Regions from separate parts of the Mus musculus genome. Here region 2 is linked to region 1. Evidence: chromatin contacts called from ENCODE Hi-C or POLR2A ChIA-PET data. All regions are on one chromosome and are shown on one strand. The core of a region is the stretch at or near the end of the contact, and the rest is flanking DNA. Distances in the headings are between cores, read along the strand shown. Region 1 holds the start of Mtss1 (MTSS I-BAR domain containing 1). Region 2 overlaps Gm36617 (a long non-coding RNA gene).

Region 1 (4,624 bases), core at 599-3,098:
CTGGATAGTCTCATGGAGGTGGGCGTCTGTAATTCTCGGGGGAAGCCTTCCACACAGCCCCTTTCAAAGAACTTAGTGTTGGTCTTAAGAGAGGACAACTAAGTCAGTACTGAACCCGGTTGGAGCTTAGGGGGAAAAGGAACCAAGAAGTGGGTAGGGGCAGTTGAGGGATATTGTTTGGAGTTTGGCAGAAAGGCAGGTCCAACTTCTTCCACCAACAAAAACAAGGACCTTCAATTAGCTGTAGTGCATAAAGTTGCAGAATGCACTCTGCGGTGACCACATGCCAACACTGCAGGCTTGCAATAGGTGATCTGAAGCTAGATTGCACTTGATTCTTGGCCTGGCCTACTTTTATTGAGGATTTCCTGAGTGTTGACTTCCCTTGTATCAAATACCACTTGAAGCATTTTCACTTATTAGCTCGTGCAATGCTTAAGACAGCTATCAGGTAAGTACCACCATCACTCCTGGTTACCAAGGAGAACACTGTGGCCCAGAGGGCTCAGATAACTTACTCAAGGCCACAGGGTTCATGGGTTGTAAAATGGAGCTTGTACCAGCCAGTCCCGTGACTTGGATCATTATAATAACAGCGACATTAACATAAAAAAAAACAATTCCGGAGAACACAGCACGTGTCAAGTACTAATATGGGCAAGGTGCAGGTGAGGTATTTGCAACTGAATCTCCTTAAGGGCCGGAAGCAGCAGGGTTGCTGCACAGAAGTGACTTACAGAAGGTTTGGCCTCTCCAGATGTCAGGGAGAGTGACCTGAAGGAAAATACAAACATCAGTGTTCTGTGCAGAGTTCCCTACATTCTTTTGATCAGTGTTGAAAGAATGACTTACTAAACTGAGTTAATTGGGACTACAGCATTTGACAGGATCCTTTTGGTCAAGCTCGACACGGGTTCCGTTGACTCTTGCAAACGGTTCAATTAGGTGCTTTAAGATCGTTTACAAGTTGCCCATTTGATCCCCTACCAGACACCGGAAGACGTCAGAATAAGTGCTCCTGGCTACGGAGTTAGGCAGAGATGCTAGGGACACATTTATCAAGCCCACCTCAGTCTTTGGTGCCCTTTTTAAAAACTTCTCAAGGGGGTTTTCTGTGGCTATGGCAACCCTGGCTGGAAAACCATCAGCATTCCAGCCATATGCAGCCAACGATCTGTACAGACAGATGGGCAAGTGATTAGGAACCCTGATGCCCTTTGCGTTCGCTCAGCCTCAGCAGATCAATCTAGCGCCCTGCAACTTTCTGGAACTCAGCATCCCACCGCAGGATACTCTTCCCAGACTCTCCCTAATCTTGTAGCTGGCTCCCTGCAGCCGTGACTCGGGCGTTGCAGTCCTGACATCATCGAAGAGGCCTCTTCTCCAGAGGCTGCAGCAGCGACAGCAGTAACAGCTTTCCCGCCTCACTGGTCGCTCACCAGGTGCGGGGCGCAGCGCTCAACGTGCCGACCTTGCAGGTCCCTCGAGGGGCGGGGCCGGAGGTGCAGCGCGGCTTCCCTGCACGCTAGCTGCCATTGTGGGCGGCTGGGCGCTCACTCGCCCTCTCCACTCAGAGACCCTCGCCGCACGAGGCGCTCTGAACGTCCGGGAGACGCACACCGGGCTCGCCTACCCTCCCGCCAGCTCCTCCTTGCAGCAGGCGCTCTGCACGCCTCTCAGCCAGCGCGCGCTCCCAGCCCCGCCCTCGGGCGGCTCACGCACGAGCCGCGGGCGCGCGCCTCCCCCGCGCTCCCGCGCCAGACGGTCGCGAGCGCGCGTGCGCTCCTCGCAACATCCCCGGGAGCACCGCCAGAGCGAGCGCGGGGCCGGGCGCACAGGAGTAAAAAGGAGGCGGCGGCCGCGTCTGCGAGCAACAGATCCGGGCGACGCGAGCTGACCTCGTCTGCTGCTGCCCTTTTTCGTTCTCTCTTTCTTTATTTTGGAGTTTCAGAAAAAAATTATATTTGGAAGACATTTTTTTTTTTTTCGTAAATGGCGCTGGCCCCGGGTCAGCGGGCGGTTTTCTCTGCACCAAGATGGGCTTCGCCTTTTCCGTCGTGGGCACTCTTGGTGGCTTGATTGTCAGTCTTCTCCGGGCATTTTTGAGACCAGGAGCCGAGCACTGCACATAGGTGACTCGCCCTCCGGAGCGGCTGGGCGTCTTGGATTGGGACTTGGGGGGGCAGAGTGCAGTAAATTGCGAGCACCGCGTGCTCTCTGCAAAACCGGCGGCGAGCCGGAGGTAGGTCGCTCCCAGGGTGAAACCGCTCCCGGGCTGAGCGAGCCCGGCCCCGTGCGCAGTGCAGCCGCCCCGAGAGCGTGTCCTGTCCCCGCCGCGCCGGGAAAATGGAGGCTGTGATCGAGAAGGAATGCAGCGCGCTTGGAGGCCTCTTCCAGACCATCATCAGCGACATGAAGGTAGGACGCTGGGGGCGCGGCTGCTCTGACCTCGCCGCGGGGCTTCCCCTCCACCGCGGCCGGCCTGGCCCTCGCCGGCGCTGCCGGCCACCTGCGGGAGCTCTGGCGACCCGGGTGTCACCTTCTTACCCGCCGCACTGCTCCGGCTGTGCTGGGTCACTGGGCAGGCGACTTCCCGGGGGCTAGTGGGGGAGAGTCTGATGCCACTTACCAACCCCTGCATTCATAATCCCAGGGGGCGACACCATCTTGTTCCTTTGGGGGTTTAGGGCCCTAGTTCCAAGTTTTCCATTGTCTGTCCCTGGACTGAGTGTCTGCGACCCGTGGAGGATGGACGCCCTGGAGGACACCTGACTCCCTGGGTTTGGGGTGGAGTGCTTGGCGCGGTGGTGGAGCGGTAGTGGGGGCCCCTGCTTGGCTGCAGGAAAGAGTCTTCCGGCCTGGGAGATTGGGTGGCAGGGTTGTTACAAGCTTGGCTTTCAGGTCTACCTGGAGTAGGGGAATCTGAGCAAATTAGTTATTAATTAGTCTGTTCCAGAGCTGCTGATGGTGTTCCTTGCATTCCCCATACCCTCCCCCGGGGCTTGGCGCAGAAGTTCCCAGGGACCCCGAGCCTGAGAGGCTCACAACAGGAAGGCAAGGTTGAGGTTTCCAAAACTACTATACCCAGCTCTCTCAAACACACATCCACACCCCACTCTTCTCTGGGAAGGATTGTGTGTGCGTGTGAGTGCGCGCGAGTGTGTTGGGGGCGGGGAACAACCCTAGCCTTTTCCTGCAAAGGGTGGGACTGGAGATAACCTGATCCTCGATTGTGGGTTTTCTGGTGCTCAGAGGTACACCGTGACTTAGGTTACCCACCCTAATAAGATAGAAGCAGTTCCAGGAGCTGCCTGGAAGTGGGAATTGGGGGCGGTAGTGGGGGGCATTTTTTTCCAGTGTATTTAGGGAGCTTCTCTTTGGCTCGAGGCCAGCCCCAGTCTGCCTCAACAGATCCGGGGAGGTGGTGTTTAATTAAGCGCTCGGCTTCCAAAAGAGTGGGCAGGTTTGGAAAGCTGTGTTGGCGAGTGGGTGTGGACAGCCCCTCTTCAGCCGCTGCCTGGCGCCTGGGGAAGCTTTTGTCTGATGAAGTGTAAGGTTTGGAGAGGCCGTGGGCCTTCGCCATGGACTTTGGGGAGGAATGTTCAGCTGTCATGCCTGCCTCCTCCTTTTAGAACCAACTGTCACCTCATCTAGTGTGAACTTTGCCAAGGTGCCTGGTTGGTCCCCCTCAGGTCCATTTTGCAAGCCTACCAAGCTCGTGCCTTTTGTCAGAAATCCTTGTAGCCTAATCTGTAGCCAGAGCCTGCTCGCCCAGGAATGCCTCTAATCCAGTGGTTTGGAATTAGATGGATTAGTCTCTTCAAAGACAGCCCCTTTCATTCCTTTGCCCTCAATCCACATTGAATTATCGAAGTGTTCTTTTGAACAAAGATTGATGCCCCTGCTTGGACTCTGGTGTTTATTGTTAACTTAAATTTCACCCACTTTACTAGAGTCAAAACAAGATTTGGTTTGAGGCACACACACTGTATGTTGTGATGTGCAGAGGAGTTTTTTTTTTTTTTTTTTGAGGAGGTAATGATGTTTCCAGTCCCTGAATAGAAATGAGGAATCCAGGGATCTAAACCGATCCCTGACTTCAGCCCCAGAGTAATCACACCTGGAGTTTTCTCTACCTTTGATGATGATGACGACTACGACTATGACTGTTGTTATTTTAATCCAAAATCAGGGCTCAGTTCTTTTCAGTAGGTGGTTTGAACCCAAAGCCCTTCAGAAGGTAATCCTTCCCCAAGGATGGGGTTGTGCCACCTTCCACCCACCAGCTGGATGCCTGGTGTAGGCCCTGCCTAGACATTTGTAGGTGGAAGACCTCTTACACACCGCTCTAGTCTCTTTCTCTTTGAGTTTGGTAGATTTTTTTCCCCACTTGACAGTAGAATATTTCAGACTGGAGGCACAGCAGAAAACTACATTGTGCTTTGGATTCTGATTTTAGGCCCTTTGGGGGAAGAGAGGGATCGGGGAGAGAGAGCATGCAGGTTGTCTGATTTCTAAGGTTGTTTTATGCGAAAGGGAACTGCTAAATATTTACATGGAGTTTTCTTCCTTAGAAGCCTTCTTTTATGGAGTGGCCAGCGATGACACTTCAAAAGAGAAGTGA
Region 2 (4,975 bases), core at 2,470-4,969, 180 kb before region 1:
GAGTCGATCCCCCAAGTAACCAGTTGGCAGTCACCCTAAATCTTTCCCTCTGATGAAGCTCTCAAACTTAAGGATACGTGTAGCTAGGCCCCTTCCTGTAACATTGAACAAGGATGCTACCGGTTTAGGGAGTGTGTCTGGGATAAAAGATTCCTTTGAGAGTGCTCCTTGGCATAGCTGCTATGTGTTGGAAGAAAGCCCCGCATGCCATTGCACTGTAGGATGCAATGGGATTTGGAATGCTTTTACCGTAGAGAAATGGTCAGGGAGGAGGCAGATAGACTCATCTTTATTTCAACACTGTCCAGTGTATGGAACCATCACATGATATCCCAAAAACATGTATGGTTTTATGCTTTTACATTTTGATTTTTTAAAAGTGTACATAGGCAGATGCTCTCAGCCAACCATTGGACTGAGCAAGGAGTCCCCAATATAGGAGTTAAAGGACTGAAGGAGCTGAAAAGGTTTGCAACCCCATAGGAAGAACAACAATATCAAGCAACCAGACTCCCCAGAGCTCCCAGGGATTATACCACCAACCAAGGAGTACACATGGAGGGACCCATGGCTCCAGTCGCATATGTAGCAGAGGATGGCCTTGTCTGGCATCAATGGAGGAGAGGCCCTTGGTCCTGTGAAGGCTCAAAGCCCCAGTGTAGGGGAATTCGAGGGCAGGGAGGTGGGAGTGGGTGGGTGGGTGGGGGAACACCTCATAGAAGCAGGGGGAGGAGGGATGGGACATAGGGGGTTTGGGGGTGGGAAACTGGGAAAGGGGATAACATTTGAAATGTAAATAAAATATCCAATAATTTTAAAAAAGAACCCCCCCCCAAATGAAAAGTGTACAGAGTAGAGAAAAAGGGGCTGCTTCAATGAGGTCAATGTCAGAACCAAGGTAAAGCCCAGGGCTGGACCCTGACTGGTTCTGTGTCTGTAAGAGCTGCTAGATTCTGTCAACAGACTATCAGAAATTTCAAAGCCAAATTTAGCCATGCACTAATTGTCAAGCTATCTATGGGTTAAAATCTATTAATATAATCTCTGTTATAAAAATTTCCAGACACAAAAGAAAGCAGGAAACTACAGTCAGTACCTAGATCCAAGAACCATCAATATTTTGCTATGATAGTCTTATCTATCCTTGCCTAAGCATTTTAATGCAAATCCCATACAAGTCGATTCACTTACATTTTTTTCCTTCTTACTTTTTGAAATTAAAATATATCATTTTCTCCTCCAGCCCCTCCTTGCTTTCTCTCTCAAACGTGCGGCCTCTCATTCCTAAATACATATATACAACCTGATCGGTCTTTGTAATATACTTGTACGTATATGGTTTCAGGGCTGACCACGTGGTATTGGATCATCAGTTTGGAGGCCCTTCCCAGGGAAGACTATTTCTCTTCCTTTCAGCATTCCTTAGCCACCTGTAGTTCTTTGTCTAAGGCTGAAGACTTAGGAGATTTGCCCCTTTCGTGTTAGCATGTCATTGGCCTTGTCTTTGTTCAGACCTTGTTTGGGCAGCCATCTTGAAGAGGCTTCATTGGTGGGGCTTCTCTGTAAGTCAGTTCACTCTTAAATGCATCTTTAGGTAAGTGGATACAAGGAACATTTTCATAATTAATTCCAATGTCAGCATAATTCTTATAAAATGACATTAATGTGCTACTATCTTACAGTATGTCGTCCATATTTAGAGTTCTATGATTATCTAAAAAGAATAATAATAAAATATTCTATTGGCTTAAACTGGGGTGTGTAGAAAGTCCTTCACTGCATAGGGGAACATGAACCTAGTAAAAGGGAGATCTATCCATTCAGAGGGACTGTGTCCAACTGCCACGTGCAAGAAGTATCATGTGACATGAATCCTTCCCTGACCTAACCCTCAGAATCCCAGGGTTAAAGACATCTATTTGTACTACACCACACACTTTACTAGGCTGAATACTCTCAATTTGTTTCTATAGGTTTCCCAATGACAGAGTTTTCTCTTTTCCTTCTCCTTTTCCTTTGATCAAGCTCTGTCTGGTGATGCTCCCTAAAGACACCTTACACAGAGTGCCTAGCCTTAGTCATCAGTTCTTGTTTGAGCAATGTTGCTTCTCTTGTATAGAGAGCTAATGACCTTCCTAGCCTTAGTCATCAGTTCTTGTTTGAGCAATGTTACTTCTCTTGTATAGAGAGCTAATGACCTTCCAGATGGGGAAACTGGTCTTAGTCTCCTTGTTTGATGCAAACGCAAAGCAGAGTCAACAACTCACAGCTTTGTCTGTGAAGAAGTCACTCTAGCTCCCGGCACTACTAATGTGCAGCTACTGTGTGGCTCATGTTAGAGAGCGTGGAGAAGACAGGGGGTCCTGGAGTCTCAAAAGCTTGGCTTACCAGCAAGATGACACAGACTCTGCAGCCAAGCTCTCTAAGTTCAAAGTCCAAACCTATCATGTACAAGCTGTGGCTCTTGGGTAAAATTCCTCTGTGGTTCACTTTCTGTAAAATTCATCTTTGGTTCTCTTATCTGTAAAATTGACTTGGTAATAGTACCTCTTTCTTTCTTTCTTTTTCTCTTTCTTTCTTTCTTTCTTTCTTTCTTTCTTTCTTTCTTTCTTTCTTTCTTTCTTTCTTTCTTTCTTCCCTTTTTCTTTTCTTTCGAGACAGGGTTTCTCTGTGTAGCCCTGGCTGTCCTGGAACTCACTCTGTAGACCAGGCTGGCCTCGAACTCAGAAATCTGCCTGCCTCTGCCTCCCGAGTGCTGGGATTAAAGGTGTGCACTACCACACCTGGCAATAGTACCTCTTTCAATAGGTTGTTGTGAGAATTAAATAAATCAGTGCCTGCAAAGTATCAAACAGTATTTGGCTCAGAGTGGGTGCTCCGTGGTTGTGATTCTTACTGTCTTGCATCTACCACCTTGAGAATATGTCTTCAGTTCCTTATTTTTAACTCAAGAGATTACAATCAATGGGACCTACTCATGGGAACTTTGTGAAGATCAAAGGAGAAAATTCATCAAAAACTGAAAGAACAGTGTCTGGTACATAATAAGCACTCAATAAATACTAGCTACTATTGATTTAGTTAGCACTTTGTACTTGCCATGGTACCAATCCCAAGTCAGAAGTCAGGTATGCCAGAAACCAACAAAGCAACTTAATCTACACTCCAAGCTTTAACAGTATCTCAGTCAATCTTGAAGATTCTATTTCCCCCACGATGTCCAGTCTGCGCCAAGGACCTGAGAACTTAGTCAATGTCCAGGTTTCCAGAGTCTTGCTGGCCCTGAGTCCTCTATCCACTTAGACATCTGTTATCTCAGCCTGGCAAGTCTCTGCTATTTCCGAACCACCCAAGGCCTTGCCCAGTGGATCTCCTGTCATAGTTGAGCTTCTGCTCCCCTAACATCCCCAAAGACCCATTGATACTTCCCTTATATTTTACTCAAGCATCTGGGGACCATTTCTTAGTCCCCAGGAAAATCTTGCTTTCAAATCCATTGACCTCCATGGAAATTGAGATAGAAAAGTTGGGTCACAGAGTCTCCCCAGAGGTAGAGAAGCAGCAGAGCTTGCTCCACAACTTGAATGTGACCCAGAGGAAAAGATTATAGAGGGAGTTTCCATACAGTGACCATCTAGAGAAGTTTTTTAAATGTCCACTGCCAAACAGAGTGTGATTCACATTCTCGTCCCTCACTGGACACCCGGGCCTTATGCCAAGAAGTCTGCAAAACATTAGAAGAGAATAAAGAGCTGAACTAGACAGTTGTCTTCCCCTGAGAGTTCCCCATCTGCACGAACACACACACCCCTCCAGAGGACATCTGGCAATCTTTAAGAGACATTTGGGATGGTCACCATTGAATGGGAGAAGGGTGCCTCTGACATTTTGTGGGTACAGACGCAAGGTGCAACCACACATCCTACAATGCATTCGACAGTCAGCCGCCCTCTCCCCTGCCCACATAAAGGATTAATCTGGCCCCAGATGTTAGCAACATAGAGGAGGAGGCATGAAAACTGTCATGCGAGGCAAGAGAGAGTGACAAGGCAATTGTGCCAGAGGCTCGTGCAATCAAAATCACTGTGAGGCCATTTACTTGAATCAGGAGGGTCATTCCTAGGAACTTATTTCATAGAAAAGGGTCCTCACAGGCCAGAGTTTCTATTTCTCACACAATTTTAGATAGCAATGCCTCCAAAGACAGCACGGAAGCAAACAGGAAGCAGCTGCTGATCACCCAACCACAAGCAGACTGCTGGCCTCCAAAGAAGGACGTCCTCCACTGGGTGGAGACTCGGGCTATCCAGCAGCCGGCAAGAGCCTCTCCATTCAGGTTGGGCTTCTGTTGCTTTCTAGGCATGGTAATTGGACAGGAAAAGTTGGCTCCTTAATTACCACGATGCTTTCTTCTCCACAGCCTTCCAGGAAGTGCCCATGATGCGTATATGCTGATAGAGGGTGGGAAGCATCCAGGTGGAGTAGTAAAAAAAATAAAAGCCCCTCAAAAGGTCAGAAATGAGGCAAGAATCTCATCTCATTGCTCTTGTTCTGGGATATAATTGGAGAAAGACTTGCAAGTTCCAGGGCGATCTGGTGCCAGTGAGGAAGAGAAGATAGAAGAAGAGGGTTTGGTGTTCAGGCTGGAGGACGGGTAGTAGAGCGGGGGGGGGGGTGAGGGGTGGGGGGGGTGGGGGGGGGAGGGGAGGTCATGTTGTACTGAGGGTGTTGACCTGTCCTTGGTGAGGGGTGAAAGCCCATGGTATGCAGGCAACAACACGGTTTTCCATTTCCAATGTGAAAGAGGTCTTGTTCAAAACAATGAGGACAGCTAGAAGATTATCTTCAGTGGTGGGATCTTACTATTCTTTTGACTTTTCAACTGCTTTGAGGGTATGGGGGAGGAGCTTAATTTATAAGAGATCCACTGTCGTTAATGGAAGCTACAGCCAAGAATTTGAGAGATGCTTCCTAC

What was found. A loop is a pair of places that touch in the nucleus more often than their neighbours do. ChIA-PET counts read pairs that join two places held with the same protein, here RNA polymerase II (POLR2A).
Region 2: a loop to region 1 is called in a map of v-Abl transformed pro-B cells, with 2.0 times the contacts of the local background. The contact joins the enhancer-like site here to the promoter of Mtss1 in region 1. A Hi-C loop is called at or near these places in 2 of 37 maps with a recorded cell type or tissue (both v-Abl transformed pro-B cells). POLR2A ChIA-PET finds 5 or more read pairs at or near these places in 1 of 5 experiments (embryonic stem cell).

The regions. Positions count from the first base shown.
Region 1 is chr15:59,079,250-59,083,873 of GRCm38, reverse strand. Mtss1 (MTSS I-BAR domain containing 1) reads left to right here and starts at 1,848. Exons shown (of 15, transcript NM_144800.2): 1 at 1,848-2,418. The coding sequence starts at 2,347.
Region 2 is chr15:59,262,897-59,267,871 of GRCm38, reverse strand. The region is part of intron 2 of Gm36617 (a long non-coding RNA gene); the gene reads right to left. Among named protein-coding and RNA genes, the nearest start is that of Gm36617, 19 kb to the right of the region's middle. Within about 2 kb of position 3,719, at least 1 of the 3 ENCODE cell types and tissues checked has a DNase peak (open chromatin) inside an H3K27ac peak, as active enhancers do.